Linked DNA regions of Homo sapiens: region 2 is linked to region 1. A link is a loop called in an ENCODE intact Hi-C map of the cell type or tissue named here. Cell type or tissue: heart left ventricle. All regions are shown on one strand. Each heading gives the region's core, and the rest is flanking DNA. Links, peaks and the distances in the headings are about the cores only.

Evidence for each region. Hi-C counts contacts between places; a loop is a spot of excess contacts. Peaks named below come from ENCODE experiments on the same cell type or tissue, not always from the same donor. Only the 100,000 strongest peaks of a DNase experiment are listed, where the experiment ranks them.
Region 2: it touches region 1 in a loop (2.9-fold over the local background); 22 of 110 quality-filtered maps call a loop at or near these places.

Annotation. Positions count from the first base shown.
Region 1 is chr14:32,817,947-32,828,047 of GRCh38, reverse strand. It overlaps AKAP6 (A-kinase anchoring protein 6), which reads right to left. Exons shown (of 14, transcript NM_004274.5): 13 at 3,233-6,646. The coding sequence ends at 3,275. Among named protein-coding and RNA genes, the nearest start is that of NPAS3, 120 kb to the left of the region's middle. In heart left ventricle, for the core only: no CTCF peak of the experiment used is centred there; no DNase peak of the experiment used is centred there; H3K27ac peaks cover 708 bases.
Region 2 is chr14:32,721,814-32,731,914 of GRCh38, reverse strand. The region is part of intron 9 of AKAP6 (A-kinase anchoring protein 6); the gene reads right to left. Among named protein-coding and RNA genes, the nearest start is that of NPAS3, 210 kb to the left of the region's middle. In heart left ventricle, for the core only: no CTCF peak of the experiment used is centred there; no DNase peak of the experiment used is centred there.

The sequences.
Region 1 (10,101 bases), core at 4,168-6,667:
AAAGTTCTAAAGGAAATATATGCACTGTAAGTAAATACAGCTCCTCAACCCACCCCCCAAAACACCACACTCATACACATACACATAGTAAAACAAAACCCCAAATCACTAGAGCAGACCAAAAGGAAAAGAAAAAGCACACACTGGCCGCATATGATGAGTTAAATTTTTATACCACGGGATTTATCCAGCCTGAAGTTTAGGGTTAAACCATTCATCAAAGATCAGAGGCTTATGATGAGGATTATGAAGAAATAACTGTCAGAATACAGCAAAAAGATTAGCGCAAAGTACATCTCTGAGGCAGGTCCTAGGAGGCACTCCAGACATACATTATGTGCTTCCTCCAAATTAGGCAGAAAGATCTGGATCTATCCAGTTACCTTTCCTTTGATGTGATTTGCTGTAACTGACCCCTCTATTTTTATAGAAACATGACACAAAAATGAAAATAGTGAAAAGCACAGCAGTATGCCTGGAAATCAGTGCAAATGCATACTGTTAGATCATGTTAAAACTTCTCAAGCAGTTTCAGTGGGTTTTTAATTAGAACACAGTAAATAAAAAACATTTGAAAATCTGGAAAACATTTTTGTTACTGTTGCAGACTCTATCTGCTATTCTAAGTTATATCTCTTCTGGGTGGCATTATAATCATTTCATCATCTGAAAACTTAGTTCTGGAAAAAAAAAAAAACCAAGCAAATGGAATTTGGTGAATTTTACTGTCCTGATAAAAAGAGCATCACCACTGATGGTTTTCAAATGTCTTTAAAAAGCACAGCTTTTTCTTTTTCTTTTTCTGAACTTGTAGTAAGAACAATGACAACAATTAAGCTCTTGTAGACATGAAACCTCATATTTATCAAACAATTTTTACTATGTATTCTTGACATTAAATACTGAAGGCATGTCAACATTTTGAGATTAAATAATTTGTCCTGGTTGATAGTATTTTAACAATATGTGACTATTTATACCCAGTTATCCAATGCTAACGTCTGGTAAAAATTTCAGGCATCCAGATGTTTTGTCCACATGATACTGAAAAAAATCCTGAATAGGACCAGTAAATATGGCTATTTAAATGGCTCTAGGCCTATAACAAGTCACTTGGGGGCGATGTGAGTTCTGCAGAAGTAAAATCTGGCTGTTTCTCCCTTTGCCCGAGATAAGGCCAGGCATCACCGGGGCTTAACAAAAAATACTGCTGACTGGCAGACGGGCTGGCTGCTAGTTTGACATTGTCCCTGCTTGTAAAATGTGAGGGTTACACAGATCCACCAGCACATTCACTTCCTCCAAGTCTAAAGATGGAGCTGCTCATCATTTACATTTCATTTCAATTCTACGTCTATGTAAGAGAGAGAAGAAATTCCCAGAGGATCAAAAAAGGGAGAGTGCTTCGCAAAGGCTTCTCCAGTGCCAGAGCTTCTGGAGCTCCAGATCTCAGCATGACTGGTGACTTGAGGGTCACAGTCACATGATGTCATGCTCAGAGTGGTGTTGCTTTCAAGCCTTTATCCCCTTTCAGAAAACAAAATCAGCCAGGCTCTACCAGCCCTTCTGCGGAGGTTGGCAGAGCCAGCAGTACAATCGGTTCTAATAGGACTTGTTTTGAAGCAGCTTATGGAATTGCAGTTACTCTCCCTTAATGGTCAGTTTTACTGCATACTGATGGAGAATGTGATTATAGGGTGGACATGTTTCACAGAAAATACATTTCTCTCTCTCCTACTTTTGTTCTCACTTGCAGCCAATTGTAAATAGAGTCTGAAACACAGAAAATTAGTTGAGCTATATTAGTAAGTGGGATGCCTTTCTTCAATTTTGCATACTGAGTTTATTTTTAGGGTATATATGGTATAGATGCCCCCCCTTAGTCCCCATTTCTAGCAGCTCTACACAGAATCACACATTTTAATAAGCTTAGGGCACAGGTGTTGCAGGAAAAAAAAATAATGATGTTTGCCATTCATCTTTCAAATTAAATAATGTGTTTTTAAATAGTAACTTTTTTCATAATACATTATGGGAACAACATTTATCTGTCACATTTTAAAAGATGTATTTGTAATAAATGTAAATTACTTTTAGAAAATCAGTAATTAGGCTCATCAAAAAATAAACAATCTGCCACAAAAAAGATAATCTTTAGCATAGTTAAGTATAATAACTGTTATTTGAATAAGTTAACAAATTAGGGTAGATTGCTTCTGTAATTCATTTCCTATAGCACGAGTTTAGGTGACGGCATTAAGCTTCTGGAGTGGGGGGTGGAGGTGGCATTAGGCATCTCATACTTGGGTGAAATATGACTCTCACATTTGAAAGCTCAAATTTTCTTTAAACTTGATTGAGAAAGCATATTCATCACTGGGGCTTAGAAATGGGAAATAACAGAATCTTTGTGTCACTTTTAGAGACATATCATCATCTTGGAATTATCGATCAATAGCTGTCTTATTAAATGTGAAGAGTGGAATGACTTTCTTAAAAAATTTGATGGAAATCAGCCTGTCACCTTCAGGCAAAATTCAAAAATTCTGTTTTTATCAAAACGCCATTAACTTGTCATGTATTCTCTCTGCATTTGCTTTCTGAGCCTGTTCTCAATCTGTATGTGGATAAATAAGAGCCTCTTCTTTAACATCAACTTTCCCCTCCTGTTTGAATCCTTAGACATGGCCGTGATTAGGAGTTGTGACAGCACAGTCTTCCACTGGGGAAGCAAATGTGACGATAGTTACATTAGACAGAAGCATAAAAGGAAGGGCCAAATCAGGAGATGTGGCCTTTAGCCTAATCATTGTTCATCTGCAGGCACTGAAGAGAACGGACAGCTCTCTGTGCAGGAAACTGAAGTGGAGAGCATTGTTACTATGCATGCATTTTGATCATGGAGTATAATTGCGATTTGGATAAGCTTTTTATTCTCCCTCAATGGAAGAATTTGAGGCCTTAAATTGTTCAACTACTTCCTCAAATTTTGTATTCTTGCCAGAATTATGTAATAAAGATAATGTCACTAAGAATGTCAATTTTCCCTGTTTTTTTTTTCTTTTGCTTCACAGTTACTTTCATTGTTGAGAGCATTTCTTCTACCTAAATGTCTTATTCAGATAACTGTCTGCCGTAACTGGTCATTCTGACTAGCCTTTTCTCCTGCCATGGTTTTGCTGACCTGAACTCAATATTTTAAATACATATACGGCATGAGGACTATACGTACCTTTCAGTGAGATGATTTTCATGCTTGGGGAGGGGGTACATTCTACCTATGCATATTTCTATGTCGTTTTTCATGAAGGTTTAGAAGATTTTCTTCACAGGTTAAAGTTTTGGGGCTGGGATGCAATGCGGCCTTGTCTGTTGGCTGATTTGCCTTCAAGGAGAGGTCTTGAACTTTAGATTTGGCTGAAGCAGCATTATGTTCTTCTGGCATTCCAGATTCACCTGGTTTTCCGGAACTTTCCTTTTCACTGTCAAGCTTTGAAGGAGTAAACTCTAAGTTTTCTGCACAGCCACTGGAAGTTTGGGGCAAACCATTCACTTCCTTTCCAACCTCAGCTCTTTCCTGAGAGGAAGGACTTGAAAGAGCCACTGTATCTGCATCATCAGCTGAAAGAGAACTATCACTGAACTCAGAAGAACATGCTGTTGCTTGTAGTGGCATTGCAGCTTCGCTGGGAACTGCAGATTCATTTGGAGGAGCACTAGAGAAACAAGGCTCCTCTCCATCAGAGTCACCCTCAACACAGGCCTCAAAAAAGCATTCAATATCTTCCTTGTCATCTAAGCCCGAGTCAGTGGTGTCTAGTGGCAATGGAGTGCTGCTTTTCTCTTCTATGTAATTGGTGACCTCCCCACAATCACTGTCATGAGATGAGAGAGATAAGTACGAATAAAAGTCCCCTTTTCTCAGCTGGATGGGCCGGTGAGAATGCTCCAACACTTTCTCCTTGATTTGAGTTAATGAAGTAGGAGCAGCCACCTCGTTTTCAGGTTGAGATTTACTTTTTAGGGCTGTCGAAGCCATGTCAATGATTTCCTTAACAAAGTTGTGTACTGAACAATCTTCGGCATCTTTTTGATGGAAAACATCTGGCTCACAGTTGCAACAGGAAATGTTGCTGATAGAAGCATTTTCCTCTGTTCCGTTTTGTTCAAGTGCTAGGCAACAACCAGCAGATTTTCCAGCCATACTCGGTGCATCATCAGATGATTTCAGTGCATCAGAGTCTTGTCTGTTGTTAAACCTGGTTTCTAAAGCCAGTTCTGAGAAAGACTTCTCAGTGGGAGTAGAGGCAGTGCTTTGATTTTCAAAATGGTGGTGATTTGGACATTTCTTTGGAAGATGTCTAACATCTTGGGAAACAAATTCCTTGCCAGCAGTATTTGAATCATCTAAACTATCCATAAGTGCTTTACACTTACAATGCTCACTCTCTGAAATCTCTTTCCCATGTGAACCAAGATTTTCTGATACCTTTGAAGTCACATTCGGTTTTCCCTTTTGCCTTTCTGGAATACCTTCAATATTGCCATTTTCCATGTCAGCCACATATGGATCTTTATTAACTTTGAAAATAGTTTTCTTATTTTCACGCTTTGTCCCTAACTCATGGGTATGAGATGAATTCTTACCATTTCCATTATTTTCAGAGACACGTTTTACAGAGCCATTTAGAAGGGTCTCAATATTCAGAGTATCAGAGGGATTGGTCATCTCACTGCTACTTATATCTTTACTGCCCTTCATCTCATCACTGACATTGCACCTTTTCTTATCTCTTGTCAAAGACAATTTTGGCCTAATCCAGGTCTGTAATTCATTCTTTATGTAGTCTAGCCCTGACATCAAGGTGCAGTCTTCATAAATTTCATCATCTGTTGCAATACTGGAGTCGTCATCCTCATCTTTGATGCACAGCTCTTCTTCAGTCAAGGTAAGGGTAGAGCTGGAGAGCAGGTCGCTGTCATCTTCATCATCAGTGCAAGCAGAGGTGCAAGAGACATTAACAATCATGCTGACATTGACATCGCTTTCATCAGCCACTGAACGAGTCAGACGCTTCCTGAACGATGCATTCGATTCCGGGATCTTGTTCTTGTGTAACACAATATCCTCTGAGCAAAGAGAGAGCTCGTCACTGCTGCTAAGTTCTGTTAGAGATGCCGCTGAGTCTTCATTGATAGAAGATGCTATGTCCAATGACATCTGGCCAGTAAAGGACATCTTTTGGGAACTGCTTTGAAGAGTGATATCAGAAACACTTCGTTTTATCTTTTGCTCTGAGGGGCTCTGGATATTCTCCAAACGATTCAGGAGATCTAATGTTCTTTTACTTAGTTCACCAACTGAGCCACTGCTCACGCTTATATCCCCAGAGCTGTGACAGCTAAAGAGATCTTCATTGCTTTTATAGGAAGTCAACCAACTTTCTAAAGAAGTGCTTCGCTGGAGGCTGTCACTGCCATTTTTAAAGATGCCCAATCCAAATAAATCACCCCCTGGAGAAAGGGACTCAATAGATGAACTATGAGATAAAAGGGAGAGCTGTTTGGCATTCTGCATGCCAGTGAATGTCTTTTCTATATTGCCACTTTTATATGAAATGCGATCCATTTCATGAGATGCACTTGCCAAAATCCTTTCATGGGGAGGTACATCTGGTTGTAACTCTGTAGTCTGATGTTTAGATTTGCATGATTTTTTATCAAAATAAAAACCACGAAGCAGGGGATCCTCCACATGCGCTTTTTCGCTTTGTGACTGTTTCATTATCATTGGTAATTTGAGTTTTGAGCCTTGGAGGTATGAGTAATCATAAAATGTAAACACATCATGTTTTCCTTGTAATTCTTCTCCCAAACAGTCAGGGGTATGTTTGGTAATACTGTTTAAATCTCCAACTTTTCCATTTACACAACCCACTGGTGAAATGGACGACTGAGAGCTATTTGGAAGCTTAATGCTTTCCCCCTCATCTGTAAATTTTTGCTTTAACACGTTAACTGCATCTCCCATTTGTGGGTCCAGATGTTCAGTTTCAAGGTTACTTGGGGACCCATCCACTGCATTGAGCAAGCACATTTCAGAGTTGGTAGTGGTTTCTGTGTCTCCTTCACTGACAATTCCACTCTCACTGCCTGAATTCTGGCTCATGTCTCCTCCATGACATGCGCAGGGCTTTACCAAATTGGAACCACCTAGAAGATCTGGCAAAGATTTGGTAGATGAAAATGAAGAGTCTTTACTGAGACTCTTAGTTAAAACATTAGGCTGTGTCATGCCAGTGACCTTTGGATTGTTTTTCAGAAATGGCATGTGGTTGTCCTCATAGAGTTCAACATTGTGGAGGCTGTACACCTGGTAAATGTGTGGACTAGAGGGGGCAGTAATATTTGAGGCATACTGAGATCCCCCATGGTTATCAGCCTCCTCGTCATAACCAGGGTCCTCATTACTTGTCTCTCCAAGCTTCAAGGAAGGGATAACAGGTTGGAGTTCTTGATCAAGGTCATTTGATTCCTCATTCAAACTAATTAACTTGTTACTTATGTCCATTTCATCCCATTCCAGGGCATCCTCACTCATCCCATTTAGGTCCATCAAGCCAGGATCAATCACATTCAAAGTCTCCTGTGTGAGAGAAAGAAAAAGAAAAGGAGAAGAATTAGGGAACACAAGCATGAAAATTTTATCCATTGAAAATCTCTCAGAAGACTCAGGAAAGAAAACTGCCCCAAGCATGGACTTGAAAGACGGCCTAATTATCAACTCTATTCCTCTCTGAAATAACACCCAGAAATTACTGAAAGAGGCTTTTCTATCAATAGTAATTTGTTACTGAAGGCAATAACATAGACTAAAATGTAAGATTATTATTGTCAAATTGTAATTTATGGAATTAGCCATTTCCTATTGATTCATCTACATTTTGAATCTTGGATAGAGTGAAAACTATCAGGTGAATGAAGGTAAAAATAGTACAGCCTATGACATCTCCTAAGGTGCATTCACACTGATACTATTTCAGTTCTGGAGTCCATAGTAGAATACTATCTGCAGCCACACATGGCAAACTCCTTCTTGCCTCTATTCCTGGGTTCTCCATTTTAAGCAGCTTTTGCCTGGGGACTTAAAATAGAGTTGTAGCCACCATGTAGAGCACTTCATGGGCCAGAGGCACATGACTGTGTACCCCCCCTTCCTCTGTGTTCCTATTCAGGGATCTGTCTTTTCAGACTGTGGCCCTGCTCCCAATCAGACATAAGACTAGCAACACTTGACTATTCTCCTTAGCTGTATCTTCCTAGACCCTGAATGCTCCAGGGCAATTTCTTAGTCAAAGTTCTCTCAGCCCCTTTCTTTCCAGTCTCTATCTGTGACAGAGACTTCACTTTGGTCCTTGTTAACTTGGCTCACTACTTACTGTTAGTCCTTCCCCCATTTCTGATAGACAGGAACCTCTCACTCCAGCCCACACCAGCCCCAGAATAATTATTTGAAGACTTTCCTGACCACCCCAGGATGAAGTAGCCCAGATTCCCTTATGCTGCTCTCTGCCTGCCCACTTGGGACCCTTGATGTTTCCTTGGACTTCTTGGCTCTGCCTCTGTTTAGATAGAGCTTGACATATTTTGGGACACAGTAGCTGGCTAGGCTCCTGGACTCTGTTCAAATTCCTTCACTGTCCTTACTTGCTCTCCAGCTGTCTGAATTCATGCTAGAGCCAAGAAAGATTATATATATATATACATAGTGCAGAACTTGATGGGCTCACCTACAGACAGAAACACAAACAGAACTTCTAAGTTCAGCTTATGCTTATGCAGCGTAGCCAAGCAGATGAGTATGGCACTAGAACTTGCAGACTGGTTGAAGGGCTGACTTTGCTGCTTACCATATGCATGACCTTGGACAAGCTGCTTAATAACCTTTCTGAGCAACAGTCTCATTGCCTGTAAAATGGGGATAGCACTGTCAATTTTTCAAGATCATTCTGAGTATTAAACAAGCTAGTGCTTGCGAAGTGCTGAGAAGGCAGACAGTATTAGGTGGCCATACATATATATATATATGTATTTCTTTTTTTGACACAGTCTTGCTCTGTCGCTCAGGCTGGAGTGCAGTAGTGTAATCACAGCTCACTGCAGTCTCAACCTCCCAGGCTCAAACAATCCTTCCGCCTTAGCCTCCCAAGTATCTGGGACTACAGGTGCGTGCCACCGTACCTGGCTAATTTTTATTTTTTGTAGAGACAGGGTGTCACTATGTTGCCCAGGCTGGTCTTGAACTCCTGGATTCAAGTGATCCTCCCACTTTGGCCTCCCAAAGTGCTGGGATTACAGGTGTGAACCACCACATCCAGCCAGTAGCTATAATTCTTAATACATGCAGAATCGCTCTAGTGTGGTCTTGAGTCAATTCATAAAGGGTTTCCTCTGCCTGCTTCATTCTCTTCTTCACATCATACCTTCCAATTTGCTATTAAAACCACAAGGGATTCACGACTTGGCAGAAAGACAGAGGTATCACACAGCATAACAGGCTAGCATATTTGTATTAATGTCAGAATTATTTTAACTGTCTGGTTGAAAAACAGCCCATGATGCTTGTATTCCTCAGTAGTGGGGAAAAAGCGTCACCTGCAGCATGTTAGCAAACTTTCCTAAGAAGCCCTCAATCCTTCCTGAAACTAATAGTTAAAGGGTACCACACAAACACATTAAGTATAAAATACCCATTAGCACTTTATTATACTGGGTATGTAAGAGATTATCTGTATAGCCTACTTAAGTTTAAGAGTCCAGTTACAAGCTAAACATTAATTAAGGGAAATTTTTAAGTTTTCTAAGAGAAATCTTTCCCACTGCCAATGTTACAGCAGTTAATCTAGTACCCAGCAATCATCACAGTGGCTTAGGTACGGAGTACATTCACTGTGATGAATTTTTATTAGAATTTCTGTTTATTCTTTGCTTGCTGATAAAGGAAGTACTAATGACCAGTTAGTACGGCTAATGAATGTTAAAATCTTCAGCTGTAGGAACAATCAATCAGTCTAATCAAATAGTATATTAATTTCAAATACTATCTTGGCTGACACTGTACTCTGAGAGTGCTAATAAATAATTGAATTAGTCTTTCAAAGGAGCTCTTTTTGTAACTCTCTGGTTGACTTTAACATTTAGCAGCACAGATTTTCCACAAGGATCCCAAACCTAGGGGCTCACATGGAGAAGCGGGAATTGTGCCATCTGGATGGGCTGGGAGCTAAGCCCAAGTGGCACCTGCAAGTCAGACTCATCTTCCATGACACAGTCGTTTTCTGACCAAATGCTGCCTTTACGGCTTTACGAATTCAAGCCTAAGAAACTATAAAATTTATAGCAGCACCTAAAGGAAAAAATTCCTTTGCTCAGTAAAATATAGTTGGCCCTCCATATCCATGGGTTCCAAATTCATGAATTCAACCAACTGCAGATCAAATATATTTGTAAAAAAAAATTTCACGGTTACAAAAAAAAAAAACCCAAGTTTTCCCTGTGTCAAGTGATGTGTAGGCATTGTATGAACTACTGTAACTAATCTAGAGATGATTTAAAGTAAAGAGAGAGGATGACTGTAGGTTATATGCAAATAATAAACCATTTTATATCAGAGACTTGGGCATCTGAGGATTTTGGTATCTGTGTGTGTGTGTGGTGGGGAAGGAACACTGACAAACAGCTGTAGTTGGAATGGAAAATTTCCATAGGAAAAGATTAAACTTTTGGATGTAATACTGTTCTTTTATTAACTCTCTGCTCTTATAAACCTCTTATATTTATTGTGATTTCTGAAAATTTCTTGTATGGCAATTCCAGGAAATATCTGACAGGATTCATTAGAAAATCATTCACTTTAGACTTTAAATTTTTTCATATTAAAGAAGTGCTACTCACTCTGCCCTCGCTCACTCCCTTCCTGTTGTGGATTAAATTCTGTCAATATTTTCAATAAAATCTCCATTTCCTCAGGATTTAACTTCAACCATAAAATATACCCCTGGGGCAAGAAAGTGGGAAAAGTTTCCAAGAAAGATGTTAGAG
Region 2 (10,101 bases), core at 3,081-5,580, 95 kb after region 1:
TTACAAATCTATGCTTCTTTATTGATTACTGTAAAATATCCCCCAAATCATAGTTGACTACAGAACCCTCTCCCCCAGTATGTATTATATTCTAACAAACTGCCAAGAGAGTCTCTCCTAAAAGATGTTTTGCTGGAGATAATGTAAGTGCTATTTAATGTGACAGTTACTATGGTGATTCTCTTCAAATAACTCTATTTGGATAACTCCATAGTTAGTCCTATATTATGGATAGCCATAAATGACTATGACTGTACTTTATAAATGTACATGTAAAAACTCCTCTGAGTAGAAAATCTAGATTCTGGTTAAAATATTAAACATATTTTACATTTTCAGCACATTTCCAAGATATAATAGCAATTTTAAAACTTTTTTCTTCCAGGCACCAAATTTAGGTCACTGAGTTCCATGGTAGTATTTTGTTCTTTTGCCCTACATGACCAACGGTGCCCTAAGATAAGCACCTTTATCAGAGTTAATGAGAAAAACTTTTCTCTGGGCAAATAAATAAATCAATAAGTTCAAATGTCCCCAAGCACTTGGGTGATTTCACTCACCTTGAAAACATGATATTATATAAGATCCCAAACAAAAATACAATTGGAAGCAGATTAAAGGAAAAGAAGGTATGAAATCACTGTTTCGGTTAATAGATCTTCAGCATTTGCGTGCATATGTTTGCATACTTTTAGCTTCATATTTTAATCTTTCATTTACACTAAACATGCACATCACTTGTATTATGTAAACTTCTCCAAATGTTAGTCATTTGTGGATCACAGAACAAAATGTTTTAAATGAGGTGATTTAAAGCATTTCATATTATTAATGAATGTTGATCAGGGTGTCAGAGTATCCAAAATTACATGAATATGCATAGTGGAGAAAATCAAGGGTTGCTTTAGAGCGCTTTTAGAATCTGGCCTGTGATACAGGAGAAATTCTGATTGCGTTTTCTAATGGAAGGCAATTACCAGGACCATGTTACTCCAGCACTTAGGAAACACACTGTCCACTTGAATTTTCTGGATTCAATATTCAGGAGCATTCTAGAAACCTAGATAGTGTTTTATTTGTCAGAGCGATGATTGGAGGAGAGGACAATCTGCTTTATGTAATCAGGTTCCCATCTAAAATGATATAGCTGACAAAGATTTACATAATTAATTTGGTAAGATTTCCACATAATATTGGGGGAACCAGTATTTCAGGCAGGCAGGAAAATCTTATTCAAATATTTTACTTATGCCACATGGTATTACTCATTGACAGAAAGAGTCCTCTGGCTGTGCCACTTGGGAATGGCCTCTACCAGTTATCCCTTTAACTTGTGACAAGCTCATCCCCCCCTCTTCACCCCAACTTTAAACAGCTCTCACACAGCACATCAGTCAAGAAAGGAAACAGCTTAGATGTGTCCCATAAAAATGATAGTCTTACACAAATAAAAATATAAAAAGCAATTAATTTAATTTTAGATGTAATAAACCAATCTTCTCTGTTAAATGCGTATAAGTAGTCACTGCAATAGCTATTATAAAAGGTTATTACCTTTAAAAGAAACTTGTCTTTATGTGTGCTCTCAGTCTTTGTCACCATATAGCCGACTGTCTAAACAGCTTGATTTAAGATGTGATTGATGGACAATGCCTTCAAACTCTAATACAAAAGCTAAGAGTATCTAGTTAATTGTTAGATGTATTGATATATGGATGAAAGGTACTAAAATGTTATATAATTTAAGGTGAAAATATTTATTTTAATTTTTGAAGCATATTGAAGGTTAAATCTAATATGTTTAGGGGCTCAAGCTGTATGTGTAATAATGTCAGGAGCTTATATTTTTGTTGATGCTAGTATGTTTTTGCTCTTCTGTCTCTTAACATCTTTTCAGAAGCATTAGACTCAGAAAATCAACTGCCAGCTCTATCAGTTTTCGGTCATCCTATCAAGTGGGGCTACTTTATCCTGTGGTGAGAAGATAATTTAATCTTCATATTCATTCCACCCACAGCAGTAAGTGAGCAGAGGCTGCCCCATTGTGTCCTGTAGTCTGGGGATGTTATGATATAGACTACTCTTCAATAGGCAAAAATGAGATTAGCAAAGTTAAAGTCAGAAAGCTTTTCTTGAGTGCTAAGGTAAATAAGCATCCAGTATTTAATTTCCCCACAGCACCTGCTGTGGGCCTCTCTGTCTAGTCAAAAATAAAATATACTCTCTTGAAAGGCCATATTTACATTATTAAGTGTATTTGCTTGGCCAATTCAATTTTGACTAATGAAGCCTCCTAATAGATATGTGAATGATCTAAATTAAAGACACAGGACAGTACTATTCTAAATGCCATCCCTGTGTATATAAATACAAAGAAAAACTTTTAAAAAAAGGAGTTAAAAATAACTACAAACTCTAGCCCACCATTTTAACTAAGAACTAAAGAAGTTGTAGAAAATTCTTATTGAGTACTTACTTTTAGCACAAATGCTAAAACTGAATTATAAAACAAAGCCAGCAAAAACAGGAATTTCTGAAATAAATATACTTAGAAATGCATGAAGACTTGATTGAGATAACTTTTTTGACAGTTACGCTAAAGGCTTCCCCGCCACACCGAAGTCCCCCTCCTTTTTTTTTGTTAGAAATCACACCGAAAATTCTGCCCAAATGGAGACTGGAACAATGCCTTGAAACAGTGTTAATTGTCACCATGGAAACCAGAAGAATAAGCCATTTTGAAACTGGTATAGAAGGCACACATTGAGCAACTCAAGCATTTTTCTGCCTCCCTCAATGTTAAGGAACAAGATGCCTTGTCACTGTGAGGTCAGAGAAAGAAAACATCATGAAAGGGTTGTAGATGCTCACTGTCTGGTAAATAAAAAAAATAAAAAATAAACTATATACAGCTAATGCTATAAGACTCTACCGAGTGAATCTTTTTGAAATAGAGGGATCATCAAAAGATGGCCAGGATTGGGGGATGGCTTCCACCTAAGCAAAACTTGAGGGCTATATTATGTGAACCTTGCCCCCAAAGCTCCCTGGGAATTCTGCTGTTGTAATAAAACTTCAGAAGAGGAAAGAAAAAAGGCAGCATGATGGAATTCAAAATAATGCTCTAAAAGCACACAGAGAGATTAAGACATCCATTGTAAGACTTTTGTATGGTGCTTCTGTTGGTTATGCTGAAAAGAGACCAGACATTGCTGAACAGAGAGTGAAGCTTTGGCTGCGAGAAACACACAAATTAAACTAAAGACATTTCTTGATTATTAGAATAGGGCTGTTGTATTCTGTGTCATCAGGGTTTGAGCATTTACATCTTACACCATATTACTTTTAACTGAGCTTCAGTTGACTTTATATTAGGAAAAGTTAAAACAAGGAAAATGATCTAGTTATTAGAATGACAGGATTGAATGTCTTTCCTGGTACAAATATAATGCCACAAACACCTGTTTATCCAGCAAGATCCCCTTTCCCATATATGCATGATTGACTGATAGATACGATTGATAGATAGATAGATAGATAGATAGATAGATAGATAGATAGATAGAATACACTGAGAAAATAAAATATATCTTACTTAGTCTATCAGTAAGAAAGCAAATGCTAGGAACATACCAAAACACCAAACTACTGGCAAAATAATGTGTGAAAATATGCATTTTTGCAAAAAAAAAAAAAAAAAAAAAAAAAAAAAAATCCAGGGATGTGTCTATTTACAACTCTCACGTGTTTTCTGGCTAGTGTTTGCCCTCCTCATTCGAGGCTTCATGGTGGCCCCTCAGCAAGTCCATGCCTAATGCCATTCAGTGGTGAACAAAGAGTCTTTTTATATAAAAGTCCAGGGTCCAAGCTCAGCTGTCCATGCGGAGTGCAGGAATCTGCCAGAGGCCAGTGTTGCCTGTGCAGCAGCTCTTGTGCTGCCCCGCTTTTCAGAAGACTTGTGTGTAGCATCTCATAACGCATATGATGCTGCACATGGAGTCAGTACCACCAACACTTCAAGAAGATGTTCAAAACTGAAGAAAAGGGTTCAAGCCCAAGACAAATAATAGTTGTTATTTCTTGCAAACTCCTTGTATTTTACCAGTAGAATTTATGGTGAGTAATTGCATAGAGAAATTATAAAGACTCCTACAATTGTCCTTGTAAATTAATAATAGGTTTTCCTGATTGGGATAAATTTGCTGCTGAGCCTTTGGAAAAATTAAAAAGTGCAATGTCATTTAAAATTGCCAGAACTCGCACAGCAAATGACACCTGAGGTTAAGAATTGAGTTTTCCCCCTCTTCTAGCTTATTCCATTTGCATGATCTGGAAATCACATTACACTGGCCATGTACTGTTAATTGGACATAGATTGCATTATCTTTAATATAAATCAAACTACAAATATTAAAATGAATTGCAAATTCCCTAATAGAAGATCATAAAACAATCTTTTTTAAAGTATCTGCCATTAATAATTTAATTCCAATCATACCACTCAGAAAACTTAAGTAGGAGACCTGGCAACTTATTTCTCCAGTCATTTCTTTTAAATAACAAATATCTAAGCCTTTAAAAATAAATATAGCTAGACTAGAAGTCACTGTTACAGAACAAAAATAAAAACACAAATAACTGAAAACTTTCATGTCAATTTCATAAAAAATACTGCATAAGGACGCCAAGTCTACCTGTCTCCTTTCTTTCCTTCCCATGTCAAGGGTGAGAAAAAAGTCTCCTATAGGTAAAATTTAGTAAGTTTAAGAACTATCTTGATCATACCCTGTAAAATTATAATATTGATTATTATTTTTCTATTTACTTTTTAAAACGGTTCTCTATCCCCTTAGATATTTCCATAAATTTGATATCCTTCTGAAGCCTTTGTATGGCCTTTAATGAGTTTATATTAAATATTTAATACTGTTTAGGGCATATCCACTACTACCAAAAACAGTCATATTCCCAGCAGTCCCACTGTTTCAGGCAGAGGACTTGATTGATCCTCCTAGCCTGAATTGAGTAGAATGAAAAGAAGCAGTTGGAAAATAGCTGCAATCATTTAATGCAGATGACCTCTGACAGCCCCGCAGCTCTTCTATCTGAACAGAAATTTGCATGGGGTCTCTGTGCAGAGGAACAATGTAACCTAAATGGTAGACAATCTTTATTCTAATGAAGTGGGTGTCAAGGTCAATGTAAAACTGCAATGATAAATGGTGCACCACTAGGCAAGAGAAGTTGCATAGGCATTGTAGTGCTTTCACATTAATTGAAGACTGAAATGCACTGCGTGAAAAGCACAAGCCTCTCTTTTCACCATAACGTGTTAATGCGCCAATACCAAAATGATCTCTTCAAGATGTTTGCCTGTTGACATGTATCTTATTGCAAAAATAACACAAGTATAAAATTACGGCAAAAAATGGACATTTTTAGAATTTAGTGTTTTCCTGGAATCAAATTACAAAAATTAAACAAAACGCTCCCAAATGATGTCCTGACACCTAATGTAATTCCTTTGATCCCTTTTTCTTTTCTTTTTCTATTTAGACCTGTCTTTAATTAGTTTCAACCAAGCAACCTTTTACAGAACCCTTCATTTGGGTACTTTCATGTTGAGCAAACTGTAAAAGAAGACTGAGGAGAGAAGAATCACTCAAATATTATTTTTTCCCCTCACTTCTAAGTTTTCTCCTTAGTCTGCAGTAAAGATCTTCAGGTGTTGTTTGTCCTGAATGAAAATGTAATGAAAAGTCTATGGTGTGTAAAAGAAAATAACTATTTTCTAGTGTGGGAACTAGAAAACCTTAATCTGGTCGTTGGAAATTGCCAAAATGACTGCACAGAAATAATTACACCATGACTTCAGTTGGTCTAGCAATTTTGTGGCAGTCAATATTTTTCATCCCATAAAAATAAGGATAGTAAGCTGCTTTTTAAAAATCCTGATCTACTTAAGCCTGTAAAGGGGACATTGTTTGCTAATACACTCATTAGCAACCAAGGACTTTAACTTCATCAATTAAACAGGAAATGGAGTTGCATCATTTAGTTTCATAATTTGCTAAAATACGGATAAGAGCATATTATTAACCATTCAGGAAACATTTCCAGGCTCAACTCATAATACCTTATAAACTGCATTTTTATGGTTGATATTTTTTTCAGATTCTGGTAGACTCTATGATATAGCTACATTTCCAACACTACACTTCCTGTTACGAATAGATTTTAATAAAGCAATTACAGTTAGAATAGTCAGGAATGGTCTGTAGGTCTGCAGTCTTGGTGACAGAAGGCTATTAATATCCTTTACTATAAAATAAATGATATTGCTAGTCTGCAACTCTGATGTAAAAACAAATTGTCTCAAACGGAAATCAACATTCCTGAAATGGTAATTCAGAGAAAAAAAAATCTCAACATGAAGGAGGATAGTGAAAAAGAAAAAAAAGTTACTGATGAAACTGTTTAAAAAACTGTACAGCTTCATCTGTGTGTGATTTGTCAGGTCTGAAGCTTTGACGTGCCCAAGGGGCAGACCCCAGCGGGGAGTAGGCTGCCGAGCTAAATAGCTGTGAAAGAAGTCTTAATGTAGGATGGAATTCAAACTAACCTTGACATGACCTCGGGAAAAATATGCAAAAAGTAAAATGAATGCTCTCTGCAAGATACATCCTAATTTTGTGGTAGAGCTGGTTAGTTTTACAAACATAACTGAGACCTTAAAAGAAAAATAGAAAGCTAGTAAAAGGGGAAAAGTTTAGAATTCAGGCAAAAAACGTAAGCAGGCATGTGTTACTGTGAAGGCATGTGAACCATTTGGAGAGAATCCAAATAAAAACCCACACTGAACAATATTGTTGTCAGCCTGTCTATTCAGGAAAATTGTTTTTTTTTTTTTTTTTTTTTTTTTTTAGGTTGAATATAAATGACACAAAGCCAAGATGCCAAGATTACATCATTGCATTACAAAGTCTGTTGTGGCTTTTAGCTGAACAAGCCCCACGGATCTATTGGTTTAGGACAGTAATTCAGCAAGGAGGTTTTAATGTGCTATTTTTTCCTCCAGTGTCAATAAAAAATAGAGAAATTTAAGGAAGAAATATCCCGTGTGCTCTCTAGTCTATTTCTTGCTTTTGATCTGTATTTGATAAGCTGAACTCCAGTTTTTGTTGATGCATTCAGTCCTGATTTGACTCTATTATAAATTTTGCCTGTTTTGAAGTGATCGGCTTAGTAGGAAGGCATTTGCTCTAACTCCTTAGCCAAGAACTGGCTAACTCACTGGATATATGGAAATTTTAATTGAGTGTCAACTTGTATAGAAATTCAATCCTATTATCTTCTCAATGCAATTTTGTAGCAATACCAGTTATTTACTACACTACTAACCAGATTTTAAACATAATTAAATTGCTAAGAACATACACCCAAAATCTAATGACTTAAATCCCTTCACCAAGGATGTGAATTCCTGGATCAGGCGTATGCACTTCCAGTAGATTTTCATAAGCATAAAGTGAGCAGATGGATGCAATCATTTAGAAGCACGGAGAGTTTTACTGAATACCTGTTGAACAACCATATGTAAAGATCATTGTTTAATGGATGTTATGCCATAGGTCTCTTCTTTGGTCCATTCTTATTAAATATTTTATTAATGACATAGATAAAGAAAATATGAATATGGCATATTGATCAGATTGGCAGATTATACTAACGTCAATGATCAATAAAGTATAATATGCATTTTAGTTCAGAGATCATAAACTCAAATACCTAAATGTAGCAGTATGCTAGTAAACTGGTTCTCTAAGGAAAAAAAAAGAAGAAGAAGAAGAAAAAAAGACCTGATTTGTAATGTTCGTTGATTTCCCTGGTGTAAATACTCCCACTGTGGCTGATTCCAATCTACCAATGGTGGTTGCTGCTGGTAAAATTCCTGAATATTTAACAATATGCTCTCATAAGTCAGTATTAGCCAGCTCCAACACCTCACTACCAGGCAGATGATATCAAGGAATTGAGTAGGGCAAGGATAAATCCTCTTCTCTCTTTCATATTCTAACTATTGCTACTGTCATAAAAAAGAGAACTATTTTTTTAAATAAAGACAATGCATAAATGTGACTATTACTAATATCTAATATCAGTAAGAGATAAGCAGGCATAGTGTGAACTGTGGAGGATGGGAGAGCATATGCCTCATCTAAAAGGGGCAACCCTTAACTCAGTTCTGCCAGCTATTACCCTGTGGAAATACGGCTTCAACATGGGTTCAGTATGGCAAGACATATACATTTTAAAGCCTATACACACACACACACACACACACACACACACACATAAACACATACGCACACATATATATATTATGTGAAGTCTCAAAATTGTTCTATGTTGCATTAAAACTTTTTAACACTACACAGATCAAACTATGTCTCTGGATATGAATCTGCAGGCAACTACTTTATAATATCTATTTCAGATGATAATAGACTCTAAAAGGAACAAAACATGCTGCCATAATGAGTTAAATCTAAGAAGGAGAAATGACAAATGTAAAGTCAGGCAGAGTTAATAACCACCCCATTTCACCCCACTACCCCCACTCCAAAATGATAAAAAGTTTTAAACTGCATAAAGAATGGAGGTAACAAGGCTTCACTTGCCTTTAGGTTCAATGTGAGTCAACAGACAATAGAAGGTAGATGTAAATTTTTAAAAAAGTGAGACAGGAGAGTTCCCTTGACCCCTTCACAAGACTTGTGATAGAGGTGTGGCTCGTTTACTCGGCCACTTGCAGTTAAACCCCTTGCAGGAGGGGGAGCCCGCAGGTGAGCGGGTGCAGGAGCCAGGGCAAGTGACTTTGGGTGTCAGCAGGAAAAAACACTGCACTGGCCCGCGGCAGCATCTAGGGGTTGCCCATAACCTCTGGAGCCTCAGAGGGCACATGTTACAAACAATGTTCTTTTAGCATTTGCCATCCATGGATGGTGTTAAACAGCTTAGCGAAGAGTCAGCTTGATAGCCTTTTTGGGTTCCTGCACCCGGTGCATCCTGAATTCTTGTCCAGCATCCAGGAAGAATTAGGTCACACAAATGGATGGAAAGGTGATGTATGTGGAAGATTTTACTGAGTGATGGAAGTGGCTCTCACTGGGATGGGGAGCTGGGAAGGCGATGGAGTGAGAAGATAATCTTTCCCTAGAGTTTGGCCATCCCTGGCTGAACTCCTCTCTGTCCCCAGCCAGCCGAACTCCTCTTAACATTCAGACACTTCTCTTCTCTCCTTCTGTGCTGCACTGCTCTGCTCTGCCAGTGGAGCTTGGGGTTTTTACGGGTACAGGGTAGGGGGCGTGGTGGGCCAGGGTGGTTTTGGAAAAGGCAACATTCGGGCAGGAAAACAGGAATGCATGTTCTCATTTAGGGCTGCGGTTCCAGGCTTGAAGGTGGAGCCCTTGCCAGGGACCCTGCCCTCTTCTACCCAATATTTCCCTGCTTCCTGTCCATATTGAAAGGAAACATGATTTTGGATTGAATTAAGAAAAACACAGGGTTAAAAAAAGAAAGGTAATGGATATATTAGTTTGACTGTGATTTGCTAGGCCCCAACCTTGTACTGCTTGCATTCCATTTTCCAAAAGGGACCTAGACAATGTATTAAATGTTCCAAAAAAAAGCACTTCAGTAAGGGAGAAGATTCAATACTTCCCCAAGGGTCAAGCTGTTGAATGAGCTAAAGGTATTCAGCTAAGAGGGCAAATAAAAGTTAGAGGTGAAAGAAGAGAGGAAGGACATGTTAGAAGATTTTGAATATTTAGAGGACTTTTGCATAAAAAATATTAATTTGTTCCATCTGACCTCAGAGGTCAGACTGGGGGTCAAATGCTGAAGCTTGAGTAGGAACACAGCATGAGAGATAGTGGGTTCCCATTCATCAGAGGTGTTCAGGCAGAGATGAGAAGTCTACCTGGCTGGGATATATTATGGGCAAATGAAGCATTGAATGAGGATTGGCCTGGGAGATAGAGCCTAAATTTCCTCTCTGTTTTAGAAAGTTGAGCTTCTTTGGATCCACATTCATAAGAT